3 separate regions of the Homo sapiens genome follow, and regions 2 and 3 are each linked to region 1. A link is an interaction called in ENCODE POLR2A ChIA-PET data of the cell type or tissue named here. Cell type or tissue: A673. All regions are shown on one strand. Each heading gives the region's core, and the rest is flanking DNA. Links, peaks and the distances in the headings are about the cores only. Region 1 holds the start of CREB3L1 (cAMP responsive element binding protein 3 like 1). Region 2 overlaps AMBRA1 (autophagy and beclin 1 regulator 1). Region 3 overlaps ARFGAP2 (ARF GTPase activating protein 2).

The links. ChIA-PET counts read pairs that join two places held together with the same protein. Peaks named below come from ENCODE experiments on the same cell type or tissue, not always from the same donor. Only the 100,000 strongest peaks of a DNase experiment are listed, where the experiment ranks them.
Region 2: POLR2A ChIA-PET joins it to region 1 with 6 read pairs; 2 of 35 experiments call an interaction of 5 or more read pairs at or near these places.
Region 3: POLR2A ChIA-PET joins it to region 1 with 9 read pairs; 1 of 35 experiments calls an interaction of 5 or more read pairs at or near these places.

Annotation. Positions count from the first base shown.
Region 1 is chr11:46,272,394-46,282,576 of GRCh38, forward strand. CREB3L1 (cAMP responsive element binding protein 3 like 1) reads left to right here and starts at 5,269. Exons shown (of 12, transcript NM_052854.4): 1 at 5,269-5,820. The coding sequence starts at 5,719. It overlaps LINC02489 (long intergenic non-protein coding RNA 2489), which reads right to left and starts at 2,034. Exons shown (of 3, transcript NR_183622.1): 1 at 1,988-2,034. In A673, for the core only: CTCF peaks have their summits at 6,217 (motif pointing right) and 6,430; DNase peaks (open chromatin) are centred at 5,218, 6,198, 6,588, 7,508 and 1 weaker place; H3K4me3 peaks cover 1,680 bases; H3K27ac peaks cover 1,317 bases.
Region 2 is chr11:46,489,887-46,500,069 of GRCh38, forward strand. AMBRA1 (autophagy and beclin 1 regulator 1) reads right to left here. Exons shown (of 18, transcript NM_001387011.1): 10 at 4,238-4,318; 11 at 3,722-3,822. Among named protein-coding and RNA genes, the nearest start is that of MIR3160-1, 43 kb to the left of the region's middle. In A673, for the core only: no CTCF peak of the experiment used is centred there; a DNase peak (open chromatin) is centred at 4,475; H3K27ac peaks cover 1,167 bases.
Region 3 is chr11:47,164,267-47,174,449 of GRCh38, forward strand. ARFGAP2 (ARF GTPase activating protein 2) reads right to left here. Exons shown (of 16, transcript NM_032389.6): 6 at 9,493-9,574; 7 at 9,160-9,216; 8 at 8,015-8,067; 9 at 7,398-7,534; 10 at 7,160-7,291; 11 at 3,857-3,985; 12 at 3,643-3,777; 13 at 2,494-2,620; 14 at 2,240-2,333; 15 at 2,002-2,120; 16 at 35-1,236. The coding sequence ends at 1,216. It also overlaps a transcript of CSTPP1 not described here. Among named protein-coding and RNA genes, the nearest start is that of ARFGAP2, 7.5 kb to the right of the region's middle. In A673, for the core only: no CTCF peak of the experiment used is centred there; no DNase peak of the experiment used is centred there; H3K27ac peaks cover 693 bases.

The DNA of each region.
Region 1 (10,183 bases), core at 2,903-7,902:
CAGTCCCCAGTGAAGCACATGGTGACTGGATGCATTTTAGCAAAGCCTTTGATTTAAATGCCTGATGCTGCCTCCCTCCTTCCTGGGGACAAGCTACTTCAGTCTCACCAGCCTTGGAGGTTGGGGAATCTGAGGCTCACGGTGGGTTGGGGGGATAAGGGCTTGGCAAGAGCAGGAGGTCGTAGGCAGAGTCAGGCCTCCAACTTTCCGTGCCCCTGCCCTTCCTCTTAGCCCCATAGTTCCAGCTCTGCCAGCCCTAGGTGGGGCAGGATTTGCAGGGGAGTGTCCCCAACAATATGAGGACTCAAGGCAGGAGGAAACAAGTGGCTTTGTTGGTTTCTCTCCTATTACTGGAGACTTCAAGAGCGAGGAGATGGAGGGTGGTGGTATGCCTGAGTGCGTGTCTTCTGGGGAGGGAGCCAGGTGGCTGCGTTCTAGAGATGTCTAGAAGCGGAGTTGGAGCAGGTGATTCAGGCTGGAGGGGAGAAGGGTGACTTGAGAACAGGAGGAGAGCAAAGCAGGAAGCGGGTGGAGCTGTTTCCCAGATGGCAGGCAGACAGAGGGCCAAGGGGCGGGCCTGCTTCCAGTCCAAAGATGGGACGGCAGAGCAGAAATTCAGGGAAAAAGAAGCAAAAATAATTACCAGGAAAAGGAGCTGGAAGGGAGGCAAGTGTTTTCTTAGTCTTTAAGGAACTTCAGTCTTCAGAGAATTTAAAGAGGAAAAAAAAATCTATCTTAAGGCCTTTCTCCAAGGCAGGGTGGTTGGTGATTCACCCGCTGCTGTGGAAGGCCCTGGAGAAAGGCCCTCCCCTCCAGTCCTGCCTCTGCCCAGTGAGCAAATTCAGTTCAACTGGGGTGAGTGGAAAGGGCTCTGGGTGCGGAGCCGGGAGGCCCTGGTTTCAGTCCTATCTGCCTCATGAGGCTGGGTGACTTAAGGCAAGCCTCTGATGGCCCCAGGCCTTGGTTTTCTATAAAACGAGAAGAGGCAAGTCATATAAACTCTCTGAGCCTTGGTTTTCTCATCTGCAGATTAGGGATGATAATAATATCATGTTGATTCTAAGGTGTCATCAATTACATGATGCACCACTATTTTATGTACTTCAGGAAGGAAAAAACATCATCCATTAAACTATGACAGACCATCGATCATAAGACACATTCTGATTTCAGAGATGTTAAAACATTGAGGAAATGTGCATCTCAGAATCAGTGAAAGACGATACTTATCTCACAAGCTTGTTCCAAGAATTAAACAAGATGATAAAAAGTATTTAGTGCCTGGCACAAAGCAAGTACTAATAAATGTCCGGTATTTTTATGGTTCAGGGTTGGGTGGAAAGGGATCACAGGCCAAAGGGGTGGAAAGGAGAGCCCTAAACTAAGTGAGAGCTGGGGTTCTGAAACCCACCCTGCTCCTGGTAGAGTGCCACCTCAGGCTCCATGTCCAGCCCCAGTGGGGGGCACAGGGAAAGCAGCCATGCAGCCCAATTTAGGGAGCTGCTAGAGAACAGAGGGCCCCGTCTGCACCCCGGAAGTCAGTCTAATCTCCAGGATGAATATGTTTTCATTTCTCAGAAGTTCCTGTTAGAGTGTGCCAAAGCATTTTTCCCTTTACAACCCAGGCAAACAAGACAAGTTTACTTTGGGTGACCTTATTATCACCACCCAGGGCCTGCCTGCTGAGTGTAAACACCAGCTTGCACCCTCCTGGAGGCTCTGGGCAGAAGCCTGGATAATCAAAGTACCAGGCCTCCTGAGCGGGGAGGCCCTTCACACTCCCCCGACCCCTACCCCTGCTCCCCAGGCCCTGTCCTGGAAAGGGCACATTGGAAGATCCTTGGAGAGGATGAAACCCTAGAGGGCATCAACACCTCGCCCATTTCATAGCTATGGAAACGGAGACCCAACGAAGGGCAGTGACTCTACACACACACACACACACACACACACACACACACACACACACACACCCCATTCTACTCACAGCTCAGCCTGGCAGGAGCCTCTCTCTCTGCCTGATCCTCAGTGTCTGGAACAGGCAAGAAGCTTATCTCTGTCCTCTTTCTCCTGTGCGTCATTGACTGCGTTGGGATGCCTTTATGCATGAAGCTTTTGCTTCACAGTTGGAACAGCTCATGGAGAGCAGCAACCAGGTGTTCCTGAGCCCGTCACAGAAGGAGCTGCCATCAGTGCCTCTCGTGACCTGCAGTATTTGGGCCTGTGGAGGTGGTGTTTGCAGAGCCAACGTTGGCCTCCATCCCCTAACTCCTTCAGATGTAAAGGAGGGGCCTTGGTGGGGGGTTGGGTTGTGGGACCAGGCCCAAGAACTGGGAGGGAGGGAGCAAACCCTCCCTGCTGGGTTAGAAGGCAGACTTAAGACCCAGGGAGACATCTCATTTCATCTCCTGGAAAATCTTTAATAGACAAGAGAGAAGGGATGTGTGACTGACCACACCCTACAGAAGGCTTTAGGTGGGCACAGTTCTTTCCAGTCCTGGCACAGAATAGAGCCTGGGCTTCAGTGTGGCCATAAGTACGGGGTTTGTGTAGGGCATTGGGGTTTCGCCCTCATCATCTCACTCCTGCGCCACTGCCTGTTCTTCCCAGTCCGGCCTTCCTCCTCTTTCTCTTCTACTTGCTGTTCCCTCTGCCTAGAATGTTTTCCCTGCATTTTGCCCCATAAATGACCCCAGTTCTTGATTCAGTTCTCAGTTCACATGTGGCCTCTTCAGAGAGGCCTTCCTTACCCAAAGAGTCACATCACACTATTTTATTTTTTCATAGTCCTTACCACTCTCTGAAATCATCTTCTTAACATTTTTTTACCCACCCACCTCTGTACAAACACGTTTACTCTGGGATCCAGGTTCTTAATCACTGCTGTGTCTCCAGTGCCTAGTCTCGGAACCATTCACAGTAGGTACTCAATAATGCTTGTAGAATGTGTGAATAAATCTGCGATCATCCTCATCTCTGCTGGACTTTGCCATCCTCTTCATTCCAGAAAGAAAATGATCACACTCCTCTGTGTGCCCGGCTCTACACTGCCTGGTCTCCCTCCTCCCCCTGCCACCCCTTTCCCCAGGATTTCTCTTGGGAGATTCTGCCTCTCAGACTCCGCAGAAGCTGCTGGAACCAGAATGGCTCCCCAGGATTATTTTCAATGGTTTCCTGGGGTGTTCACCTGGGTAAGAATAAGGAAAGAGAGGACACTCTAATCCTACTTATCTAAAACTATATAATCTTCCCCAATCACTTAAATGGTACCTGTGTCTCTAATTACAGAGCAGGCTGGGAGGAACACAGGCACAATTTCCAGCCAACCTCAGGCGGGGGGCCACTTTTTCTCCTCCTGGGGGCCTGTAGGGACTATAGCTTAGTAGCCAGGACTCCAGACACCTGCTGCTGGAGCTCACTCACGATAGCCTGTTCACCCAGCCAGAGACCCCTCCCCTCCCCCTGAGAAGTATCAGCCACATCCCAGTGTTTGAATGGTCCCCATTTGGCCAGATGTGACGCATTTGGGGAAGACACCCATGGTCCCAGCACCCTAATTCTACCCGCCACTGTTGTGAAAGTGAATTGATTTCTTTTTGGCCCAGCCTTACTTCTCGGAGTTGCATGGCTGGTGAACTGGTCCCCAGAGCATGGGTTATAATCCTACTTTCTCAGGAGCAAATTCTACAGGAGGCCTGGGAGCTAACAGTCATGTGACAGCCTGGAAGGTCAGAACTTCACTCTCCAGAACTATGTCAACTAGATCATAAGGTGGGGAAAAGCCACGTGACTGCCTGCCTGCCAGGGAAGCAAACAACTGCTGTCTCAGCCTTGGTATGAACCCTTCTCCCACCTGGTGCTGAGAGCAATTTTGGTGACATCCATGGCTTAGCTGCAATGACATCTCTACCTCTTAAAGGCCTTTGGTTCCTGAGCTAATTAAACGTCCCAGACAGAAAGGACATGCTTAATCTTATTAATAACTTCTGGTCAGGAAACAGTGTGCCCAGCCCTCTGAGGGAGTGCCTTTCTGAACCACCTCCATTTGTTCAGGTGCTTGGCGATTGCTATCAGCCCTTTCAAGAGATTAAGTTTGTACGCAGGAGCAAGCCACTTAGGTAATGGATCCCGGGGCCCTGGGAGTGTCTGGTGACTGTGGAGTGTGCAGCCAGCCAGCACCTTGGCTCATTCAGATTCCAGAACCACTGTTTTCCAACTTCCTGCTCTTCAGAACCATTGGGGGGTAGGGAGGGACTTGACTATCGAGGAGAAGAGGGGGACTCTCCTATCTCTGGCTGTTCACCCAGCCCTTTCACACAGAGGGAAGCTGGGGACTGTCCTTGCCCTGAGGAGCCTCACAGCTCAGTGGGGTCACAGATACAAACAATGTGAGCAAATAAGGACAATACCACATTAGACTGGAAACAGTGGAGGTGAGCACATGATGCCCTGTGGGTGTATACCGTTGGTAACTGCTCCAGCCTGGGGGTTCAGGGAAGGCTTCCTGGAAGAAGAAACAGGTGAGATGAGAAATGAGAGTTACAAGCTGAAAATCGGCTGGGCATGGTGGCTCACACCTGTAATCCCAGCACTTTGGGAGGCCAAGGAGGCCGGATCACCTGAGGTTAGGAGTTCCAGAGGAGCCTGGCCAACATGGTGAAACCCCGTCCCTACTAAAAATACAAAAATTAGCTGGGCGTGGTGGGGCGCGCCTGTAATTCCAGGTGCTCAGGAGGCTGAGGCAGGAGAATCGTTTGAAACTGGGAGGCGGAGGTTGCAGTGAGCCGAGAACACACCATTGCACCCCAGCCCGGGCAAAAAGAGCGAAACTCCGTGTCAAAAAAATAGTAATAATAATAAATAAAATTTTTAAAAAGCTGAAAATCTCCCCCGTTGAGGGGAGATCTGTTGAGGGGACTGTGAAATGGAATTCCCTGACTGGGTTTCGTGCAGGCTTTAGTATAAGGCTGGAAGGATGGAAATAGCTCCCTCATCAATTTACGGGACAGTGGTTGGTGAAGCCTTAAAATGCCAATGTTCCAGGAACACTGTTATCGGTTCCAGGACTATTGTTGCTTTAAGCCCCCACCTTGAGCATTCAGAGAAGAGAGATTACTAAGACGAAGTTGCAGATGTCTCTTTAAAAAAGGAGAGAGGATTCCTCGAGCCACGCCCTCTTCTCATTAATATTAAATTATTGTGAATATTGATGTGGGGGCGTGGCGCCTTGGCCAGCTGGGCTAGCCAGCCAGGGGTTCCCGGTTTCACAGAGAGGAAAGTGACAGAAGACGTGCGGAGGGAGACGCAGAGACAGAGGAGAGGCCGGCAGCCACCCAGTCTCGGGGGAGCACTTAGCTCCCCCGCCCCGGCTCCCACCCTGTCCGGGGGGCTCCTGAAGCCCTCAGCCCCAACCCCGGGCTCCCCATGGAAGCCAGCTGTGCCCCAGGAGGAGCAGGAGGAGGTGGAGTCGGCTGAATGCCCACGGTGCGCCCGGGGCCCCTGAGCCCATCCCGCTCCTAGCCGCTGCCCTAAGGCCCCCGCGCGCCCCGCGCCCCCCACCCGGGGCCGCGCCGCCTCCGTCCGCCCCTCCCCCGGGGCTTCGCCCCGGACCTGCCCCCCGCCCGTTTGCCAGCGCTCAGGCAGGAGCTCTGGACTGGGCGCGCCGCCGCCCTGGAGTGAGGGAAGCCCAGTGGAAGGGGGTCCCGGGAGCCGGCTGCGATGGACGCCGTCTTGGAACCCTTCCCGGCCGACAGGCTGTTCCCCGGATCCAGCTTCCTGGACTTGGGGGATCTGAACGAGTCGGACTTCCTCAACAATGCGGTAAGATGAAGGGTCTCCGTTCCCGTTCCACCCCTCGGCACCCGTCCTCGCGGCGCGCCTGGGCCCCTAGAAGGACCCGACTACACATCACTGGGCAGGAGCCGGGGAGAGGGTTCAGCGCAGGGTCTCCAGGAGCGACATGTGTTTGGAGCTAAGCGCCCCTCCTGGGGGCTCAATCTTTGAATACACTGGCCTCCACCTTCTAGGGGGAAGGGGCCATCGAGGTATCGGGTCCGTCCGATCCTCGGATCTGAGCTCAAGAGACACCAATCCCGCCCTCCACCCACGTCTTCTAGCCGTCCCCAACCCACCCCAGGTTCCAGGACCAGACTGGGCGCAAAGTGGCAGCGCCCTTTCCTGCGCCTCCCTTGGGGCTTCGGTGGCTCATAGGCTGGATCTCCGCTGGGGGGCGCACCGGGGAACGTTCAGAGGGCCTGAGACCCGACCCCTCGGGGAAGCCAGGCCCAGAAATTTCAGGGTGCTACCCTGGCAGCCCCAGGGAATCAGGCCCAGAGACCCCCCACCCCAGGGAGGGACCTGAGGCTGGGGGCTGGGAAGAGGCGGTCAGGGCAACATAGGGTGATGGCTCAGGAGGAGGGAGCCATTTCTCTCCATCTGCCTCTAGATCTCTGCTCTGTCCCTCTGTTCCTGGAGTCTGGCTGACTTTCTCCCTCTCCCTATGTCTTCTTGACTAGGTCCGACTGTGAGCTTGTCTTTCTCCTCTTTCTCACTCTTCCCCTCCCTCCCTAAGGAAACGTGGCTTCTCTCTCTTCTTCCCTCCCTCCCTCTCTCAGGCTCAGCCCTAAGGCCTTGATGGGGGAGGGGCACGGACTTAGAATGGGAGAAAATATTTGGGTTCAGAAGGGCCTGCCCAGATGAAATGTGGATTGTTTGGGGAGTCTAGTGGGAGCCCCCTCTTCAGTGAACCACCAGTTGCGTGTGCATGCCTGTTCACACGCCACACACACACACACACCCTGTGATCAAGCACTTGAGACTCTTTACCTGCTGACCTCTACCTCCCAGGACCAAGATAAACTTGGCCAGGCAAGAGTCAAGTCCTTAGAGGACTTGAGCATCTTGGACTTCCACCTAAACTGTCCCAGGCCACTAGATTGATGGTGAGGAACCAGGCCAAGGGACAGGAGCCGGAGTCAAGGAGGCATGGGGGCTGAGGTCTCCCTGTTCTCCATTAAGCAGCACATCCTGGTCACCCTGCGCTCTGAGGAAGGCCCCTGTCCCAGGCAGAGAGAGCATAATTCAGCAGACAAGACAAGGGTATAAGGGCAGAGGGCTTGCATTGACTGCAGCGAGACTTGGTTTCTAGTCCTGGCTCTGCTTCCCCTGTGAGCTTGGCCCCTACCACTGGCTCTCCTCCCTGAGCCTCAGTTTCTTTGTCTGTAAAATGGGGGAGAGGTTGGATCAGGTCTTCCTATAGATGGTTCTGGCACAGATCCCAGGAATAAAGCAGCAGGGATCGGGGGATCCACACCTCCTCTTGAAGCTGGTAAAAGACACTAGTCAGAGGGAAAGAGGTTTGTCAGAGCTCGGACCCTTGAAGTCAAGCAGGGCAGTAGAGCCCTGCAGTAAGCTTCTCTCGGCCCTTGGCAGCTCTGAGTTGGGCTTTCTTCTGAATGAACTCGGCCGCCCGAAGCCTCTTCCTGCTGCTCCATTCAGCCCTGCATCCCCAGCTGCTTATCTGGGCCTTGGTCCAGCACAGGAAAAGAGGCACGACCAGACAGTGGGATCCAGCACTAGGACACTGGGGAGGAAAAGCCCTGCTGGGGAGGCTCCTGATCTCGCACCTGGGGCAGCGCCAGGAGAGGCAGCGGGAGAAGATGGGGTGCCTAAGGAAAGAGAGAAAGGACTCTTGGGCTGGGAATCAGGAGATTTAATTCTGTCTCTGTTTCTGCCACCAGCCAGCGGGACAATTCAGAAAAGTGACTTTTCTTTTCTTGTTTTTTTTTTTGTTTTTTGTTTTTTGTTTTTTTTCAGACGGAGTCTTGCTCTGTCGCCCAGGCTGGAGTGCAGTGGCGCGATCTCGGCTCACTGCAAGCTCCGCCTCCCGGGTTCACGCCATTCTCCTGTCTCAGCGTCCCGAGTAGCTGGGACTACAGGCACCCGCCACCACGCCCGGCTAATTTTTTTTTATATTTTTAGTAGAGACGGGGTTTCACCGTGTTAGCCAGGATGGTCTTGATCTCCTGACCTCGTGATCCACCCACCTCGGCCTCCCAAAGTGCTGGGATTACAGGCTTGAGCCACTGCGCCCGGCCAAAAGTGACTTTTCTTCTTCTGGGCTTTGACTTCCTCATCTGAAAAATGGGAATATTAGAACTATAGCATTACTGTAAGCATTTCGAGAGAAAATTAAAGTGAAGGTTATGTAGCACAATGCCTGGCATGTAACGTTCATCGTTGGCTTGATCCATAGAGACTGGATGGGCGTGATAGTGAGAATTGCTCAGCTACGAGTTGCTGTGTGAACATAGCAAGTCACTTTCCTTCTCTGGGGTCTCCATCTCCATATCCGAGGTTCTTTCCAGCTGAGATCCCATTCCAACCCTTCCCCCAACTTCTTCATTCTGCATGAGGATAGGAAAATGTTTCCAGGGTTAAGGATGGGTAGGGATGGCGTCTGTGTGCCTCTCAGTCTGGAAAATGGAGAGCAGAATATTCGCTATCCTCCTTAAAAATCCAGATACGGGCCATAAATCATGTGGAAATCATGTGTGCTCTGTTGCTCTGTGCAAAATGCAAAATGTATGCTCACCCTGAAAACAACTATGCAAGAAATACGCATGCACTTGGACAGACAGGAGAGTGAGTACACAAAGTCAAGACAAGTGTGTTTGGAGGTGGCTGGGCTGCCTTATTTTTCTTTCTATGAGGATACCTTCATGTTGCTGCAATTCTGTTTATGCGATTCTCAGAGATCCTCAGAAGGGGGCTGCCCTTCCTGTCCCATGTGGGGGCATCTCCTCCCTGCCCCTCCCGCTCTCCCATGGTTTCTGATGTGGCCACCCTTGAGCCACTGTACTCTGTGGTCCTTCAGCCCCTTGGCCAGTATGAGAGAGAGGGTCTGGGCTCCAAGAACTGGGATAAAGGACCAGAGGGAGAGCAGGTCGTTTCTCCAGATGGAAACACTAGGTCTGTGTGCTGTCCCCTCCTTCCTCTGGCTAAGGGGAAGGGATGTCTGGCTTCTCTAGAGGGAACTGGCTTGGGATCCCAGAGAAGCCCCAGCTGGGAGGGTGTGGGGAGGAGAAGGAGGAGGAAGAAAAGGTCTGTTTTCTCAGAGGGGAGCAGCAGGAAGCTGCAAGGATGTTTGCCCAGCACACCCGTTTACTCCCTGCAGCTGGGGAGGCCAGGTGTGGGAGTGACGGGGACCCAGGGACCAGCCCAGCATTGCGGGGAGGCGGTGGGGGCTAAGGCTGATCGCTACTCCCCACACGCCTAGCCTGGCTTCTCCTGAGCTAACTGGGAAGCAGAGAGGCACCCCCACCCCCAGCCTTCGGGAGATTTAGGGAGATTAGAGAAGTATGTGTGTTTGGGTGTTCCTATGTCTGTGGGTGGGCCTTTAACAGTCCTTAAAAGGGGAGATTTGTGTGTGTTTCTGTTTAAGTTCTCACCAACAGGAAAGAGGACAGAAGTGCTAAGGCACTCTGGTCTCAGAGTGCAATCTGCTAGAAAAGATCTAATGAAAAACCTACTGGAGGAGCCCAAATCTCAGGGTGCCTATTCAGAAAGGAGACCTCTGATACCTACTCTATCAAAACATTAAGTTCGTTTTGAGCAGAGGTTTGATTTGGGTTTTGCTTCCCCCAGTGTTGAGGGAACAGTTCCTTGAGTCAGGGGCTTGGTCTGTCTTGTTCACTGCTGTATCCCAGTGCCTAACAACCGTTGATGAATGAATAAATCGATGGATGGATGAATGAATGGATGGATGGATGAAGAAAAAGGGGCCCAAACCAGACCCCACATTCTTAGAGAAGAGGGAAAAGTGTCCTTAAGCCCATCTATTTGCAGCCATCGAGGTCCTGCAGACCCTGCACTGTCTCTGGGGTCCAGGAAGGGCTCTCCATGGTTTTTAATGAGTTCTCATTACCTTGAGCCATCCCCCTACTGCACAGGCCTCTGCAGCCCCTGGTCTAGAATAGTCTACAGCTGGCTGACCCACAGGGGATTTGAACTTGTGGCTCAGGTGTCACTCTTGAGCACTGTCTCTAGGGCTTCCGTTTTCCCCAGTTTCTTCTTCAGATTGCTCTAGGACTCCTGGATCCATACTCACCCAATTTAAGACTAAGCCTTTTCCAGCCCTGCCTCAGAGCCCTTGCACATGCTGTTCCTGTCATCTGGACTGCTT
Region 2 (10,183 bases), core at 2,254-7,253, 220 kb after region 1:
CAGAACAGAACTCTTCTAAGAGTCAGGAAGACCCGGTTTAAAATTCCAGGTCAGCCTCTCACAGTGATATTGGGCAAGTGACATAACTTTCTGAGCCTCAGTTTTCTTCCCTACAGAATGGAAATGCTACCACCTACCTCACAGGGTTGTTGCAAAGATGAAAAGAGATAACGTGGGAAAGACAGTACCTGGTCCACGGTAGGCACTCAGCTTCATTTCCATCATTTCAGTTGCTGTGACTACACAGAGCTAGTGGTCTGCTACAATGTCAGCAGGGGGAGCTCCTCAGACTTTTGTATGTTCTCCCACAATTTTACCTGGTAGAGCTGCAATAGCTTTAAATGTACTTACAGCTCTTTAAGTATGGGTCTAGAATTTGTGTTGCTGATGATGATGGGGAAAGGCCTGGGTTGATGACCAATTGGAGGCTACCAGAAACCTACAGAATTGCAGGTGAAGGCACCAAGATAAGGGAGAAGAGATGAATAATAGACTATCAAAACACTTTTCTCTTTATTTTTTAATATTTTAAAAATTCTTTTTGCAATAACTTACTCTTCACCTTATAACACTTTTCTATAGTAGCTTCTGTTTTCTATTATTGCTTTCAGTCTCTTGTGGGAGGAAGTAGAACGGATCTTGATTTTCCGCAAACCCATTTTTGTTGATGATTCTGAATGGCTTTGCTTAGGGTCCACTGAAGACTCATTTGGCACTACAGTACTGGTCACACCCCCTAAAACTGCAGGTGTGTGTCTGCTTTGTCCCTCCAGGTCTGCCAAATTTCCAAGCTTCATCCCTGCAAAAAGCCATTCACCATGCAAAAGTTCCACTTATGTCTGGAGTAAGACTGAGTCATGGCTAACCACCTAGACTTGGAGCTACAGGAAGGCAGGGATCATAGTCTGTCTTATTCACTCTGGTAACCTAGAACACTGCCTGGCATATGACAGCTGTAGAACAAATGTCTGCTAAATGTAATTGTTCTGGGACCATTACAATCTCATTCCAATCATACATGACAAAGTGCCTTTCCAGGAAAATTGGGAGTGCTTACTGCTAAAAGGTCAATTGCTCTTTCACTCTGAAAGCTATTATTATAGCAGCTCAATTACATGATCACAAGTAAGTTTAATAAAAAGCAAAACATCTGTATCCAGGAGGGCAAGAAGGCTCAGGAAAAGGGCGGTTACATAATAAGATTTTCCTCAGCAAGCACCACTGGATCATAAAAACCTATGTCTAGGAACCATTTAAATAGAATAATTAAAACAAACAAGAAAAACACTGAAGTTCCCTGGGAGCTCTCTCCCTCTTATAAAGTCCTAAGAAAAAGAATGACATTTTAATGTTTTGTCCTTTAAAACAACTACGAGGAGGCGGATCGGGAAGGTGGTTTAGAGACTACTGGCTCCATTCTTCTACTTCTTAGCTGCATTACTCTGGGCAAGTTAGCCCTCTGGGATTCAGTTTCCTCCACTGTTAATTAGGTAATCGCACCTATCTCATATGATTACTGCAAGACAGAAACGAAATATGTGTAAAGCACGTAAAACACTCCCTAGTATATAGCAAGTGCTCAATAAATGTTAGGCTTTTGTTGCTATATTATTATTATTGGAATTTTCTCAAGAGAAGAAAACAAATGATACAACTGCCAATAGAATCTGGAGGGACATCAAAATATCAACGAATGATAAATAAATACTCTGTAATATGTATTTTGAAAAATTGGTAGAAACTAGTTTAATGGTGAATGAAAACCATCTGCTAATCTAACTCAAGAGTGAGGTTCTAGGGAGTCTAGAGTTCCTTCTCCTAATGGCATTCTGCATCCTTTGATAGATTTTCTCAGATTTCACATCTGTAAACAGCTGCCCACTGCAACACAGCCCCTATATTCAAAGGCATCCATAAGTGTAATTAGGCCATTTGGGGTCAGACCACAAGGCATAAAGTAGGAAACAGGAAATTGAAGTAAGGAGGTCTTGGAGGCAAGGCAGAAAAAAACAACATACAGCTGTTCCCCCAAAGCTAAATGCCAAGGAAACAGAGATCTGCCGGCAGTAGAGAAGCAGGAGGTGCTGTATGGGGTGGTGGAGGCAGATGTCTGGAACAAAGAAGGGTGGAGAAGAGCTCTAGAGTATTGTCTGGCAGCAAGTTATTATCTGCCAGTGAAAAAAGCTTTAACGTGCCTTCGGTTAAGCCACACAGAAGTGCCAGGCAAGGAGAGGCACGGACCACAGCATCTGTTTTACAACTAGGGCCAGAGCCTCCTCAGATGAGGCTGTCAGGAGATTGTGGTATAGTCTGCTCTCCTGCCAGGCCAGAGCCTATGAAGTCCTGGTGTCTGACAGAGAAACCACTGAGGTTTCTGGAATTTCTAAGCATTGATGTTGGATCAAACATACTATTTAGGAAAGGCCAGATCCCATGGCCTTGATGCTGTCACAGCAGCTTGGTTAGAAATCATAAGATAAAGCTTGTAACATTCTCACAGTCAGACAGTGCCACTGCCTCAGTAGATCCCTCCCCACCTTTAACCATCACATGGCCCAGATTCTCCAAAACAGAATGTCATTTTAAAACTTTTAATAAAGATGCTTATTAAAGATACCTCTAAATGTGGCTTGATTTTTATACCTTTTATGCATTTGCATTCATAAATTTATAAGTCGGCAGTGGAGGTGGGAGGGAGGTAGGGAAAGACTGTGACAGGGAAACAACCTTTGCCACATATAAAAATGGAATTCTGCTTTACTTCCTTCTCTAGAGACTGACCAGAAGCAATAGCACACACAACGTCTCAGAACACAGTCACGTCATGCCTCACAGCCGAAAAACATCTGTCACTAAGCTATTCAACCATCATAAAACTGCTGGCCAGGCACAGTGGCTCACGCCTGTAATCCCGGCACTTCGGGAGGCTGAGGCAGGCAGATCACGAAGTGAGGAGATTGAGATCATCCTGGCTAACACGTTGAAACCCCCTCTCTACTAAAAATACAAAAAATTAGCTGGGCGTGGTGGCGGGCACCTGTAGTCCTAGCTACTCGGGAGGCTGAGGCAGGAGAATTGCTTGAACCCGGGAGGTGGAGATTGCAGTGAGCCAAGATCGTGCCACTGCACTCCAGCCTGGGTGACAGGGCGAGACTCTGTCTCAAAAATAAATAAGTAAATAAACAATAAAACTGCTTCAGTGGGGCTTGCCTAGCCCATTTTCTGTTCTGTGGAGATTTCTGAGCCAGCTCCAAGGGCGTCTCCCTCTTTTCCTTCCTCAGAAGATTCCACACTGCCTGGAAATTCCACATGCTGGCAGTACCAAAGGAGTGGAGAGGTGTGCACTAAGCTCCTAATTAAATCACAGGATCTGGCTCATGAGTATCTCACCAACCAAAACATAAACACGGCACCTTTATCATTCAATTAAAAGCATAGCTAGAATTTAATTGCTGGATTAAGAAACAAATGGTTTAAACAAATAATTTAAAAGAAAAAAAAAGGTCTAGGGAAAGTGGGAATAGGGTAAGAGAAACATTTTTCTTCAACCCTGCCATTTCCTGCCTTCAAGTAAGGAACTGAATATCAAACCAGGACCCCAAAATAGAATTTTCAGACAGATGCCAAGACACCATCACATCAACATAGGTAAAGGAGGGAGAAGCTTTATCTGGCTCCTTGGCCCTTCACATTTTCAAAAGCCAAAGAAACATTTCCTTACCTGCCAGGACCCTGTTAACAGAAGAGTGAGTAGCCAAGCCAGGCTGTCCACGTTCATGAAAAATCCCAGCATAAGGCAAGTACTCAGGCAGCAAGAAACGCCTACAAGAAGGAATCACATGTGAAAAGCTGACTAAAGACTACCACGAAACAGATACTAACTACCTACACTGAAAAATCTGGGCTAAGGGACCCACTGAATCCACAGATGCCCAGAAAGAAATAAAATCTCCCAAGATTGGTCCTTCCGCAGATTTGTATCTATCTTTTTCTGCCCTTCCTTCTAAAGTTCCCCCAACACTTCTGTTCTTAAACAGGATTCTCCCAGCACCACTTTTTCATCTCTTTTGAATGTGGCTAACCATCATCCGTCAAGAGTTTAGACAGCAGGGCTGGGCTATGGGCCCACTAGGAAACAATGCCAGATGTGGACAATTCAAAGACCAGAAAGTAGGTTTAAAACTAAATCCTAGGCTCTAACGAAGGCTCCCTCTGTTGCTAGCAACTCGGTTCTTACCTTGGGACAAAGCGTCCAAGCGAAGGTGCAGACATCCGGGCATTGCGTGGAGCTCGGTGCCTGGATCTGTCACCATTGTCCCTGAAAAAAATAAAAACACTACACATAAGAGAGTCACTAAGGAAGAATCATCCACCAGCCCAAAAAGGAAACATCCCCAAAATGACATTCTTACACTTAGGAGAGGACCCCACATAAATTAGTCATCTGGCTGCTCACTAATTAGGCAGCACATTAATAAAACATATTTCTGGAGAACCTCAACTAAGAGATTTATGAGCATTTACCAACAGCTCAGGAAAGAGGAGGATTTTTCTTGAGTTAATGTGGTCCCTTAGCGTCTCAAACTGAAGCCACATTTAGATCTTAGGATTTGGAATGGATATATATAAACTTTTTCTATATTGAAAGATGCAAGAAAAATGTGTCTTGGGGGGTTGTCTTACATTATTTATCATTTTACTTGTTATCCAGACGCCTGCTGTGGGAGGAGGTCTTAAAGGAAGAAAAATTCCCCCACCAATTTCATTTGGCAAATGGTTATCTTCAAATGAAATCTGTTTAGGTCTTCCATGTGGAAAAATCAGTGACAGGTAAAAGAAAAAAAAATGCACAAGAAAAAGACAGTACCTTCTTTTACAGACTGTCAATGGTGAAGAATATTAGAAAACGTAATCCTATGTTAGGTCATTTGAATACAAAGTCTGGGTGTTTTCTTTATGGACTGTTAACAGTCCATGCAATAGTAGTAACTGCCATTTATTAAGTATCTGCTAGGTTCCAATACAAAGGTTATTGATATGTTATCCCATTTAATTCTTCTGGCTAGGCCACGAAGTATTATTACTATTTTACAGAGAAGCGGACGAAAGACCAGAGAGGTAAATACCATGGTCACATAACTAGTAAGTGGTTAAGGCAGGATTCAAGGAAGATTGGACTTTGAAGTCCTAGATCTTTCCACTACATTTCACTGCTTCCTACAAGAGAAGAGGAAAGGAGCTTCACATGTTTTAGTTTCCAGTACATCAAAAGAATAATAAGCCAAAGGGCACTGGCTGGACAGAGCAGTTAATGAGCGGCTTAACCAACTCCACAAAATAAATGAACCTTTGAGAGCTTGATTTGGGATATTTTCTGAATTCTCCCTTTGGATTATCTTCAAATCAATGAGATAATCTTCAAACTGGCCCTGAAACCGAAGTTAAGGCAACACTTGGCTTTTAAGTGGACCACTGGGAACTTCACAAGCCAGAAACAAAAGTCTATGATGGTTTTTATATCTTGGTAGAATTGGCTGCCGAGCATTAAATGACAAATCAATACCAGGGATATTGGAAGCTGATCCATTGAAAGTATTTGGTTTTTATTTTCCCAAAAGAGAAAGCGTACACTGTGTTCCTTAACATATCTTATTCCTTTGACCTGAAATTGTGCAGATGAAAGGAGGGGCAAGGAGAAAGAGATAAGACTATATGGAATGTAAAAGGGGGGTTAAAGAGAACAATGGAATCAGGAGTTCCTGACCAGCAGACTGCAGTTACTGGGGAGCCCACAAATTATACATGTACACAGAGTAGCTGAATATCAAACAAATAAGACAGTTTCCAAATTAAGCATACTATTATTTTTCAAATATACTACTGTTGTGATAAATTACTAATTCATTTAAAAGTACAATTGAATTCATGATAGCTTTTCATTATCGTATATTTCACTTATCAATTAGTACTGAACAAAGTACAACTAATTATCATAAGAGGAGTTAGAAAATATTTTGAAGTTAAAAAGGATCCTAAGCGGGGGAAAGGGTGGAGGCCTCTAAGCCTCAAAAAGATAAAAAACTATCTGGGCACAGTGGTGTGCATCTGTAGTCTCAGTTACCTGGGAGGACTGCTTGAGTCCAGGAGTTCAAGGTCAGCCTGGGCAACAAGAGACTCTCATCTCTTTAAAGAAAGATAGAAAACAGGCCGGGCACAGTGGCTCACACCTGTAATCCCAACACTCTGGGAGGCTGAGGCAGGAGGATCACCTAGGGTCAGGAGTTCGAGACCAGCCTGGCCAACGTGGTGAAACCCTGTCTCTACTAAGAAAAAAAAAAATACAAAAAATTAGCCAGGCATGGTGTTGCATCTTGTAATCTCAGCTGTTCAGAGGCTGAGGCAGGAGAATCCCTTGAACCCAGGAGATGGAGGTTGCAGTGAGCTGAAATTGCGCCTTTGCACTCCAGCCTGGGCGACAAGAGTAAAACTCTGTCTCAAATAAAATAAAATAAAAAATAGAAAATAAAGCTAGAAAAGAAGCATCATGGGTCAAATCTAATTATTCCACACCCATGAGAGAGAGCTGGCCTTCCCAGAATCACATTACAGAGCTGACAATTTGCTCCTGCAAGATCCAAAGATTCACCTCCTTCTGGACAACAAACACGAATCTATCTCTCGTTAGAAGGGCTGAAGAGCAGGGAAGGAGAAGCCAGTGCACTGGACAGTACTGAGCAGTTGCCAGTGCCCAAAGGTAACACAGAGCTTGGTGAAAGAACACAAGAAGACAACAGAGAAAAAGGGGCAAACCCCAGGGCTGGGGAAAATGTGGGCCCGTACAACGTAGGTCACAAGCATCTTTTTGTTGCTATTAAAACCTAAATATAATTTCTTTCTGATTCAGTTTATCCCTTCATTTAAAAAAAAAAAAAAAAGGGAAGGGGGCTGGGTGTGGTGCCTCATGCCTGTAATCCCGGCACTTTGGGAGGCTGAGGCGGGCAGATCACTTGAAGTTAGAAGTTCGAGACCAGCCTGGTCAACATGGTGAAACCTCATCTCTACTAAAAATACAAAAATTAGCCAGACGTGATGGCGAGCGCCTGTAATCTCAGCTACTTGGGAGGTTAAGACACAAGAATCGCTTGAACCAGGAGGCGGAGGTTGCAGTGAGCCAAGAGTGCACCACTGCATTCCAGCCTGGGTGACAGGGCAAGACTCTGTCTCAAAAATAAATAAATAAATAAAATAAAATAAAATAAAAAAATAAAGGGAAGGGGTTAAGATGATAAATTTTATGTTATGTGTATTTTACCAACATTTTTAAAAACTGATGGAAAAGAGAGGGTGCAAAATATGGTCAGAGATAATGGCTTTATAGTGTTTAGAGATTAGTGGGGGATATATAAAGGAAAACAAGAATGAGATCAGCTGGCTCAAATACACGCAGTCTCAGACTGAAGGTTACACGAGGCACTATAAAAGAGGCAACATGTTAAGTAAGGGGAGGTGCTCATGCTGGTCCTCAGTTTATTTAACATCTTGGCTAAGAATGGAGAAATAGGAGCTAAATGTCATCTCAATACAAGGCAGAGCAGATTTCAAATTCCAAGTGTTGAGAACTCTGAAGGAGAAATGACAGGAGAGGACCCAGCACGACCAGGAAAATGTGAAACATAATAAACACAATATGAGATGCTGCCTATGGGAGAAAAGAACCCACAGACCTCTAGGATAAAATAGCCTATAACCAAACCAGCTCAAACATTTACTGAGCAGGTAAAACCTTGAATACCGGAATGGGTAAGGTGGCAAAGGTCAAAATATACTACAAAAGGACGAGTTCGACAGGAAGAGGGGAAAAGGCCATCAGTTTTAGTACTGGTACACAGAAATCCTGGACCAAAGGCACAGTTCCAAATAACTAAAGGCAGAAACAGTAACTGATGACTCTCTAGATTCTATAGTTTAGAAAGAGGGGAAGATTCAGAGATAATGGGTTGGGGTGGGAAAAGAAATTTCAATGCATGGGATATTTAGTGGAAGAACTGAAGGGAGAGGGATAAGTTCCAATAGAAGAGCACAGGAATTAAAAGTACTTAAAATAATGATATACTTAGAAAACTACACAGAAATCTGCCACTCACTTCCGTGCTGATACAAGGTCGACATCAAGCCAAGGCTCTATGAGATAGAAGGAGACAAATTTGGTCAGGCAGGCAGAGGCTGAATATGAGTGAATTGGAAGATATTTGCCAGATGAAAAGTGAGAGAAAGGCAGACCCAGACAGTTTAGGAACAGTGAAGGGTGCTAAATACCGGGCTCTAACAACATAGCCAACACCCTTTCCAAGGGTAATGACTTAAAAGTGTGAAGAACAGAGTACACAAATATGTTGGTATTGCTCCTCCAACATAGGAGGAATACTTTTCAGGGAAACACCAGAGAAACCCTCATCAATTCCAACAGCCTGAAGCTGACTTTGAGCCAGCAGGATAGAAGCTGGCTGGGTTATTAATGGCTTTCCCAGTTGCTGAACTCTGTGCATCTCTGATTAACTCTCAGAGGGGTATTTGGGAAGGAGTAGGGGGAAAAATACTTTCTTATCAAAGATTTTACCAGAAAAAAAACACCCTTCAAACAATCAAGTATCCAAAATAAGTGCTGAATACAAGAAGATGTATTTCCAGAACAAGGGAGAAACACAGCAGCAGCTCTTTTGCTAAATGTCTAGGATTAATTGCCTCGGAGAGAGGCTGTAATTTGAAGGAATGAAAAATGCACCTACAGACTGCTGTCTGAGTCCTGACCAGACAGTCAGGTTGTCATTGCTCCTCAGTGACAAATGGCTCTGACTTGGGCCTTTATAAATGAAGCTCTTGCAGCAAAAAGCTCAAAAGGCCACTGTCCTCTTGACAGTATACAGTTGACTTTGCTGACAATTAGACTATTAAAAAATTTTTGTTTCCCTATGCTGCTCTGTTTCTACTCAATCTCCAGACAACAGAAGGCCTAGCTGGTATTCCTGTCCCTGGAGAGCACAGTGATCTTGGTCAACTCATTTCCTTACTGGAGTGCTGCTGGTTAGAAACTGAGGCCCCAGTCTCTACTTTCAATGACTGTGCACATATGCAAGGGCTTTGATTTCTGGAAGGAAGGCACAGCCCCAGCTGATATCATTCATAGGGAATAGCTAATAGCATAGGTCTCCTGGAACTACAGAGCCTTCATTTTTCTCCAAGGAATGGTAATACAAGAGATAATTACCATTTACAAATTCCTCTCCTCCCTTATGTTACCTTTTAATTTCATCTGCCTACATTATGCAAATCCACATTCCTATTGTGCATTTTATGTTAAAAAATAAGCATATAAATCTAAGGGTTATGTCTTCCTCCCCCAAACCCCCACTGCGTAATTCTTTCCTGCTGTATTTTCCCATTCTAAGCCCAAGCACAATCCAGACGTGTTCCATTTTCTTTCTCTTCTTCTGCATTCCTCTTAACAAATATTCATATGTATTTTACTTGCCCAGTAATTCTAATTCTAGAATCCTAAAGTATTAATTCTAAAGTTGCTAAGCAATATTACACGTTTTTAAGCAATAAATCAAAGTCCTCAGTAAGAGCTAGAATTCAGGTAAAGTATGTATTTTACAAATACATTGAGGCTCGACAGGTACCATATAGCCTATTCTTAATCCTCAGGAAGGCCCCTTACTTTTCTGAGACTTTTCATTATTGTACCTCTGCCTACTACAGGGGAAATTTTTCTTTTTTTTCTTTTTTTTGAGATGGAGTCTCACTTTGTCACCCAGGCTGGAGTGTAGTGGTGCAATCTCAGTTCACTGCAACCTCCGCCTCCTGTGTTCAAGCAATTCTCTGCCTCAGCCTCCTGAGTAGCTGGGTTTACAGGCGCCCGCCACCACGCCCAGCTAATTTTTATATTTTTAGACAGATGGGGTTTCACCATCTTGGCCAGGCTAGTCTTGAACTCCTGACCTTGTGATCCATCTGCCTCGGCCTCCAAAGTACTGGGATTACAGGCATGAGCCACCGCCCCCGGCTGACAGGGGAAATTTTTCTAAGATAGTTAACTCCAACAAAGATCCAAGAAGCTTAAAGCTACAAGAATCTGAGGTTATCTAATCTCATTTTACACATCAGACACTGAGGCCTAGGATGG
Region 3 (10,183 bases), core at 2,716-7,715, 890 kb after region 1:
ACTGGGCAGGGAGGCAGGATCCAGAGGACACTGCTTCACTCAGACCAACAGGGAGCCAGGCCCTGCAGGGGCTTTATTTTGACACCACTTTGTTTCAATACAAACAGTCCAGAAAGAAAGTCAAGTCCCTCTGGGGGAGGGGCAAGGGGAAGAGTGGTCTGTGTTGCTTGGGAGCCCAACCTACAACCCAAAGGTGGGGGCTGGGCTGAGACTGCCGGTGCGGCAGGGGAAGATGGCACCAAGAATGACAGTGCTTGGCTCAGCTGCCAGAGGGTGAGGCCCACAGCTCTCACTGGCGGGTGCTGTCCAGGCCAAGCCCAGAATGATGCAGAGGAAGGAGCTCAGCCCCAGGAGCCTGCCTCTGCCTCTCACATCCTCTGCTTCCCTGGCCAGCATCAAGCTCACAGCATCCAGAGTCGAATCACAGCAGACAAGACCCTCCATGGCCACCAACCCGGGGAAGAAGGGATAAAGAATGTCACAGAGGGTCCTGCATTCCACAGCAGATGGTACAGAGGGACCCTGAGACACCCTGAAACAATCTTCCAAGTGCTTACTGTAGAAAGGGGTGGTGAGACGGGAGAACCCAAGGGTCTCCGGTCTGATCCCAAATGAAACCTTTAGGTACCAGGTAAAGTTTCCAGCCCTTGGTAACGCCCAGACAAAGGTCCTTCCCCTCTCCTGGCACCCAGAAGAGGCCACTGGCAGCAGCAGCAGCAGCAAGTCCGCAGCCTCTTTCCCCATGGGACGGGTCTACAGTGAACTCCTTCCAGGCCTCCCCCTGGTTCCAGAGGATGGGGACCCAAGGCCTCGAACTAGAAGAACCCTAGAGCCAGCAAAAAAAGCCTTCTACCTTCCGCTTTCCCTACCTGGGGAAAGTCTGGACCCAGAATAAGCCATCGTGGGGGAACCCCCTTTCCCAGTATGGCAGGATAAGTGAGCAGCAGCTGTGGGGGCAGGACAGAAGGACAAGAGTCTAACACACGGAGGGTGGTGTGAGAGGGAATAAAGGGCTCAGTCCACAGGCAGAGGACAAGGGCTGGTACTGACCATTCCCCTCACAGGAGTGAGCGCCTCAAAGGCCACCCCACACACACACCACACATACGAAGTAACAAATCCTCCCCAGCTTCCACAAGGCAAAGCATCCCCAGCCTGGGAACTGTGGAGTTCTTGTTGCCGTCACCATCGTAAGCCTGAGTCACAGAGCTCGGATCAGTAGGAACCGTAGCGATCCTGGGGGCGAGGGGGGAGAAAAAAAAAAAAAAAGTCAGAGGCTCTAAGCTGCAGCAGCTTCCCAGCAAACACACTGCCTGCCCCAGCACCCCACAGCAAGACTGGGGAGGCAGGGGCTGGACAGCCCGGTGAGGCAGGAGTCCACGGTGAGAGCTGGGGCAGCGGCCACTCGGGCACCCGACAACAGGGAAGCCCTGCCTGGCCTCACAGAAGCTGGGAAGAGAAGAGAAAGAGCGGTACAGGTGACAAGGCCAGGGAAGATCATGGCAGACACAGAGGCATCTTGGAGAGGCCCGGCCCTGGCACGGAGCTGAAAGGAAGGAAGCTGCCCTCCAAGAAAATGCCTCTCTCTAGACTCTTGCTTTTTCGTTTGTGGTTTTTTTTTTGAGACAAGAGTTTCACTCCTGTCACCCAGACTGGAGTGCAGTGGCATGATCTCAGCTCACTACAACCTCCAGGTTCAAGCGATTCTCCTGCCTCAGCATCCCGAGTAGCGGGATTACAGGTGCACGCCATCATGCCCAGCTAATTTTGTATTTTTAGTAGAGACGGGGTTTTGCCATGTTGGTCAGGCTGGTCTCAAACTCCTGACCTCAAGTGATCCACCCATCTCAGCCTCCCAGTGCTGGGATTACAGGCGTGAGCCACCACACCCGGCCGAAAATGCTCTTAAGGCTCAGAGGGGCTGAGCAGTAGCAGTGTCTCTATGTGGTGGCGAAGGGCAAACCTCCCAGCACTCCTCATTAGGCCCCACTTCAGCCTCACCTGCAAGGAATTCATCACACCATTGGCCAGCACAGCCATTTTCCCAGCCACAGACTTGACACCCTGCTTAAACTGGGCAATGTCCGCTGTAGGCAGCACGTTCCCCAGAGATACACTTCCTGTAAAACAAGAGCAGGGTGACCCAGAGCCCAGCAAGAAGCCCTTCCCAGTCACAGCAGGGCCCTCCCGCCCTGCTCCCAGGCCTCACTTGGTGCCTGCCACCCCACCAGGGCCCTACCTGCTCCGTGAGCTCCATCCATGTCCCCAAAGAGGTCTGAAGAGCTGATGGCACTGCTGCCTGAGAGCTGCTGCAGCCGAGACCTGGCCTCATACTGTGGTGAGGAAAAGGCCAGGCCTGGGGATCTTGGGGCTGATGACCCAAGGACTCACACAGGCCAGGCCCTCCTGGTGCTAAAGCCCAAAGCAGCGGCAGGGAGAAAGCTCATGCTTCTGCCTGCTGCCTCGGACCTCAGGGCAGACAGCCCCACTTACCTCTGCATCCACCTCCCGCCCAAAGAACATGTCAGATGAGATGGCTTTGGCTCCTGCGAATTTCTGACGCGCCTCACTAGACTCGAGGCCTGAGCTCCGGCTCTCCACTTCCCTCCGGTTTGTGGCTCTGAGGGGAAGATGTGGAATATCTCGGACTCCTCCCATTATCATCAGGGGAGGCAGAGTACAGAGGCCAAACAGAGCACCAGTGGCCTTTTGGTGATGGGTTACCAGGTCCCATTCTGTCTGTGGCTCTGTGGCTCTGGGCCCCTCTCCCCTGGTGAGGAGTCACCCTTCTCCACATTGAGGCCAAGGCCCAGAGAGCTTAGGAACCTGCACTAGGCAGGGTGGAAATACAGCCTGCAGTGGCCTAGGCTCCTGCCCAAAAGCACACAGCTTCGTCAGCATTCAGGAGGCCACACAACTGCTGCTACCCTAATCCTAGTGACAACTTGCCTAGTACTACAATGAGCATATGTGTCGGTCTGCCTGGCTTTATACCTACTCTTGTCATAACTATGAATAGCAAACTGCCCCCTTTACTCTCAAAAGCATCCTGGTGTGGAAAGGGAGATGGTTGCTCTCATCTCACGCTGAGTATGTGGACACTGGGCCAGGTATTTCCGGAGACCCTATGAAGTAGTTACGTTCCCATTTTATACGGGGATAACTCACAGATATTATGTCAACTAAACAGATCCCAGATTAAGATGGAGTAGGGTTTTAAAAAATAAGAAGGGGGCTGGAGACATAAAACCCCTGAAAGGAGGTCAGGACTGAAGCATACAATCAGGCTCCTCCGGCCAGAGAAATGGACCCCAAGCAAAAGAAGCTGCCAGGCCCTCTATGATGACAAAGCACAACTCAAACCGAAGCCTGACTGCTGCCCTGTCTAATGAGGCAGGCACCAGCCACTGGTGGCTATTTACGTTTATCAGAAATTAAACTACATCAGAAATTGTTGCTCAGTTGCACCAACCACATTTTAAGGGCTCATAGCCACATAGTAGTGGCTACCATATTAAACAACACAGAGAACATTCCCATCAACACAGAAAGTTCTTCTAGACAGTGCTGCCTTAGAATTCTCTACCTTCAGCTTGTTTAAAAAAAAAAAAGAAAGAAAAAAGAAAAAACAGCCCACTCTACCTTTCTGAAATAGGCCGGATGCTTGAGATGGTCACTTCTGGCTCCTTCTCCTCTACCCTGTCCATACCCCAGGCAGCATCTGTATCCCAGCGGGAGCCAAAGCTTTCCCCTAAGGAAAAGGGATTGTCCTTGTACCTAGGGAGACAGTAGAGTGGCTCAGAGAAGCCTGATGAGGAACACAGCAGCCAAGTTTACAGCTAGAAAACAGCCTTACTTTGGGGGTCCAGAGGCGAAAGTACCAACATCGTCAAACAAGTCCAGCTGCGAGCGAGAGGATTTTGCACTCACTGGGGTTTCCTGCTCAATCACCTGCATCTCAGACAGCACGGAGTGGGAGACAGAGCTGCGCAGCAAAGCAGAGCCAGGCATGAGACCAAAGGATAGGCATCAGCATCACCGCACAAGAGACAATGCCCAGCAACTGGGTTCTCCTTCACGGAGCGTCACCCAGAGCCTTCTGTCCTTACCCAAGCACAGGGCTGGGCCAGACCCCAACAGAAGGCTAGCTGTGTGTGGTGACCTGTGAAGCACACCTCAGAATTCTTTACACATCAGCTTTGTTTATTCCACGTAGGAGTTCCCTGGCCAGTGACGGTTTGCCTGTTATAATTTAATTTTATTTATTTATTTGAGACAGATTCTCACTCTGTCGCCCAGGCTGGAGTCCAGTGGTGCAATCTTGGCTCACTGCAACCACCACCTCCCAGGTTCAAGCGATTCTTGTGCCTCAGCCTCCCGAGCAGCTGGGACTACAGTGCACGTCACCACACCCAGCTGATTTTTTGTGTTTTTTCAGTAGAGACAGGGTTTCGCCACATTGCCCAGCCTGGTCTCAAACTCCTGAGTACAGACAATCCACCCGCCTTGGCCTCCAAAAGTGCCAGGATTATAGGCGTGAGCCACTGTGCCTGGCTCGTGTTGTAATTTTAATATTGTGCACCAGATGCCAGTGGTCTCTGTCCTGAACAACTCCCTACCTTGTGCACTATGAACCCCATCCTTCACTGATGGGGTTCACAAAGCAAAGGAATGGATGAAGAAATGCCCCAGCACCAGGGAAATGAACATAACTGCATCAAAGAATGAGTTCTTCATCATCCTACTCTTTATTAAAAAAAAAAAAAGCCAGGCACCGTGGCTCACACCTGTAATTCCAGCACTTTGGGAGGCCGAGGCGGGCAGATCACGAGGTCAGGAGATCGAGACCATCCTGGCTAACATGGTGAAACCCCGTCTCTACTAAAAATACAAAAAAATTAGCCGGGCATGGTGGCAGGTGCCTGTAGTCCCAGCTACTTGGGAGGCTGAGGCAGGAGAATGACGTGAACTTGGGGGGCGGAGCTTGCAGTGAGCCGAGATCGCACCACTGCACTCCAGTCTGGGCAACAGAGCGAGGCTCCGTCTCAGAGAGAAAAAAAAAAGCACCTCAAAGCACAAAGACTGGCCTTATGCACTAAGACCTAGAATTGCTGTCTCGTTTCTCAAAGAAAAGGGGTCTAGGGTTGGCAGGCAATACAATACAACTCTTGATGCCTCTCATTCCTCTGTCAGGCTCCACAAGGACACTTTAAGGACTAATTTGATTTAAATCAATTCATTAAAAAATATCTATAGCTTTTAGCTAGAAGAACCCCAAGGAGTGATTATTTTGCAATAGGGCTGAGTTGGGCCGGGCATGGTGGCTCACACCTGTAATCCCAGCACTTTGGGAGGCCGAGGCAGCCGGATCACCTGAGGTCGGGAGTTCGAGACCAGCCTGACCAAGACGGAGAAACCCTGTCTCTACTAAAAATACAAAATTAGCCAGGTGTGGAGGCTGAGGCAAGAGAATAGCTTGAACCCCGGAGGCGGAGGTTGTGGTGAGCTGAGATCACACCATTGCACTCCAGCCTAGGCAACGAGATTGAAACTCTGTCTCAAATAAATAAATAGGGTGAGTTGGGTTTAAGTAAACAATTGTTGCACTGCTAAAAAACTGTTCATATGCCTTAACCCCTTGGTCATCCCTTAACCCAGTCATCTATTAACCCAGTCATTCCTATGTGACTGAAGCAGGGAAAGGAGGGAGACCCAATGTCCTTTCAAGTTAAAATGTTATGCTCTGGCTGGATGTGGCTCACGCCCGTAATCCAAGCACTGGGCGCCGTGGCTCACACCGGTAATCCCAGTACTGTGGGAGGCCGAGGCGGGCAGATCATTTGAAGCTAGTAGTTTTACACCAGCCTGGGCAACATGGTGAAACCCCATCTCTACTAAAATACAAAAATAAGCTGGGCATGGTGGCACATGCCTGTAATCACAGCTTCTCAGGAGGCTGAGGCAGGAGAATTGCTTGAATCTGGGAGGCGGAGGCTGCAGTGGGCTGAGATCACACCACTGAACTCCAGCCTGGGTGACAGAGCAAGACTCCATCTCAAAAAAAAAAAAAAAAAAAAGAAAAGAAAAGAAAAAAGAAAGCCGGGCACCGTGGCTCATGCCTGTAATCCCAGCACTTTGGGAGGCTGAGGCAGGTGGATCACTTGAGGTCAAGAGTTCGACATCAGCCTGGCCAACATGGTGAAACCCCATCTCTACTAAAAATACAAAAAATTAGCCAGACACGGTGGTACACACCTGTAATCCCAGCTGCTTGGGAGGCTGAGACAGGAGAATCACTTGAACCCAGGAGGTAGAGATTGCAGTGAGCCAAGATCGTGCCATTGCACTCCAGCCTGGGTGACAGAGTGAGACTTTGTCTCAAAAAATAAAAATAAAAAGCCATAGCAGCCAGACATGGTGGCTCACATCTGTAATCCCAGTACTTTGTGAAGCCAAGGTACTTAAACCCAGGAATTCGAGACCAGGCTGGACAACATAGCAAAACCCTGTCTCTACAAAAAGTAAAAAAATTAGCTGGGCATGGTGGCTCCCGGCTGTGGTCCCAGCTATTTGGGAGGCTGAAGTGGAAGGATCACCTGAGCCCAGGAGGCAGAGGTTGCAGTGAGCTGAGATCACACCATTACACTCCAGCCTAGGCAACAGAGCAAGAATCTGTCTCAAAAGAAAAAGAAAGAAAACCACAGCAAACCGAGTGGTTCTGAAACAGGAAGGATTCCACCCAAACTGAGGGCATTTGAAATGTGGGGGATATGTGAGGGTATTACAGGGAGCACAAATGGCATCTCTAGACAGGAATTAAGGATGATACTAAATGCACCGCAATTCTCAGGGAGGTCTGGAAAAATAAACTGTCCCATGACTCAAAGTGCCATCAAGAAAAACCACCCTAGTCTCTTGAAGATACTGAAATAACACCTGATCCTGTGTTTTGTTCACATACCTATTCAGTCATTCAACTTACTGAGCACATACCTACTATGCGCCAAGCACTGTATTAGGGACTTTAGAACAATAAGCCAAGTGATCTATTCAGACTTGGAGAAACAATAAGCCTAGCATCCCAAACTGCTAGGAAGGCCCCGCAATGGTTCCCAGAAAACAACGGCATTTCCCTGCCACACCCGGAGCTGAGCCTCACCTTCGGGATACCAAGCCCATGCCCAACCTTTCTGCCTGCTCTCGCTTCTTCCCTTCCAGATTCTGTAGCTTCTTTTCCTCTTTCTTACGATCAATCTGGAGCTCCTGGTAGGCCAGACGCATGGAGGCGACCCTTAGGGGGAACAAAGGTGTCAGTGGCCACCACCCATCCTGACCTGTCCAACATACCCACCCACCAAGCCCCGCAGAAGCCTGAGGCCCCGGCAGCAAACACTTACATGGACTCCTCCGCCTGCTTCTTGGCATCGGCTGCCTGCTGCTCACGGAGCTTCTCTGCCACCTGAGCCTGCCGCTCAATCTCACTGAAGCTCTGGCTGCTCACCTTCTGGGCCCCTAGGCCTTTCTTGGCACCCAGCTGGGAACAGAATCATGTAAGGGGCCTTCCCAATCACACTCTCCTCAGATCCCTCCCAGGTTCAGGCACTGTAGCCACACCCACAAGGAAAAGGCCCTTCTTAAAATTTAGGGTAAAAAACAGGAGCCCAACCAGCATGGCCAAGACAATAGTGCTCCGCTGGAGCTGGGCATGGGCGGCTCACACAGCCCCAGCAGAGCCCGGGCCTGAGGACGGCAGTTAATGCTGACAGGGCCAAGTATGTGCCAAGCACTCCGCCAAGCACTAGATGTGCTCCATCTCACCGACTCCTCCCAGCAGCCCTTGAAGACAGGCTTTAAATCCCTTTAAATCTTTAAATCCCTTTCACAGGCGAGGTTCGGAGAAACACAGTACCTTTGCCAAAGTCATATAGCTGGTAAGTGGTAAGGTCAAGGAGTGAACCCAGGTAGCCTGCACCCAGCTCCTAACCCCTCTACCATACCACCTCTCCCCACCTACCCCTTTCTTAGCTGCTGCTGGCTTCTTCTTGCCAATGATGGAGCTTTTCAGTTCTGCGTGAGAAACGGGTAGGCATGAGCTAAGACAAAGGCAGCTCAGAGGCAGTAGCTCAGTATACACCATGCAGCTTCATGGCAAGAGCTCCTAAGAACAGCTTCAGGCAAGGGAAGGCAAAGCTGCCACCACCAGCTCCAACCAGCGGTGTCAAAGCCAAAGACAGACGTGGCTGGGGTATTTACTGGCACCCAGCAGAGTGAGACAGGAACCTAGACCTGAAGCACCAGAGACGTCCGAAGCACCAGAGACGTCCAAATTCCCTGAACCAAAACAAAGACTGCGAGGCAGGGAGCATATGGTGAGCACCAGGCTCCGCTTCTAAAGCAGGAAGCTGAGAACAGGGGCTGGGCTCCCCAAGCAGCTGTCAGTTACCTCTGGCAGGAAGGGCCCCTTTAGCTGACAGATACACGGACTCTGGAGGAGAAACAGACTTGTGGCTAACAAGAGGCCCACCCCAGAGCCTCCACAGAGCTCCCAAGCCCAGCGGTCTCTATGAAGCCCTGCTTCAGACCAAGCTATGCCAGCCTTCTCATGGATCAGTCTGACAGTCACTCTGCTGGGTTCCAGCCCCAACCCCCAAGAGTCAACAGAACAAACCGAGGTCAGCAAATGGACTGTTCGCCCTGAACCAAGTCTGAAAGACACTAAGGAAAATGTAGGAAAGAGTTAAAGGACAGGCTGGGGTACTGGCTGAGAAAGAACAATGTCACCTCCAGCCTTCGGCAGCTCAGAGCTGTCCCTCCACCCCCGGAAATGCACCAGACAAGCCAGCCCTGCCTCAGAGCCCAGGGATAGGTGTCCAGTCTCATGCTGGCCTCCCCAACACTTTGGCTAGACCCAGCCCCACACTCAGAGGCAGACCCCAGGCCTTATACACCAGCCCACCCAGATTCATCAATTCAAAGGGCTTGGCTCTAAAATCAGTGTTGCATCCACTATTTCAATCACAGTCCCCACTCCAGAGAATCAGATAGATGCTCAGTCTCCTGTGGCCTCTGTCCACACGGCCAGGCAGTAGGACCTCTGAAAAGAACATTTGAGGTCCACCCTCTCCCAGACACCCCACGCCTGCCCGCTGGCATACTGACCCAGTGAGGCTTTGGGTGAGGTGCCAAGCAGGTCTGTGTTGGGGCCATGCTCCGGCTCTGTGGATGCAATGGTAGGAGTTAGAGATGAGCTCCTAGCTTCCTGCAACCTCCCCTTGAAAGAAGTGATGGGACAAGAATCGGTGGCTTTCCTCAGCTTGCCACCAAAAGATAAAAGGAATATCTACCACTTCCTCCAAGGATTAAAATGAATCCCGGCCCACCCAAAGATACAGGAGGACCCCTGCTCCTATTGTCATGGCCAGATGTCCCCTTCCAAACCCTGAGTCCTCTCCTAGGACCAGGGCACCTGGTTGGAATCTGGGCTGAACTCACGTGCCAGGCCACTGCTCTCTGTAGACGGGGCTGGCTGCTGGGTCCCTGAAGGCTCAGTGGCTGGCGCATCCCAGGCAGGGGGCTGAAAAGGAGGCCAGATCACAGATGCCTCGGTGAGCCACTCCTGCTGGCAAGAAGCACCAAGACCTACAAGCACCTTGTGGACAAGAAATCATACTCCAAACCCATGAGGAAAGGGACTGGAGGGTAGCAAACAAGATCACAGTTGCTATTCACTGTGGAAGAAAGCAGGAAGACAAGCAGCCCCCACCCCAACCCCTTCACTATTTACTTAGAGCCAGAGCCCATTCTCCTAACTTAAAGACAGTTAACTACCACCACCTAGGCAGGCACAGATCTAAAGGCTCCTCATATATGAATATATTTAATTATCACTACAACCCCTATGAAGGAGCTACATCGCCATTTTAGAAACTGAGGTTTTGACAGGTTGAGTGACTTGGCCACCATCACAGGAATGCGGAGTAGAGAACAGGAATTGAAGCCAAGAGTCTAACTTCAGCACCCAGGGCCAGTAAAGAGGAAACCCTCCTCAAAGGGGTGGGGCGGGGAGGAGAGAATCCTTTCACTGTCCCCAAGCACAGTGCCTTTTTTTTTTTTTTTTTTTTTTTTTTTTTTTTTTTTTTTGAGACGGAGTCTCGCTCTGTCGCCCAGGCCGGACTGCGGACTG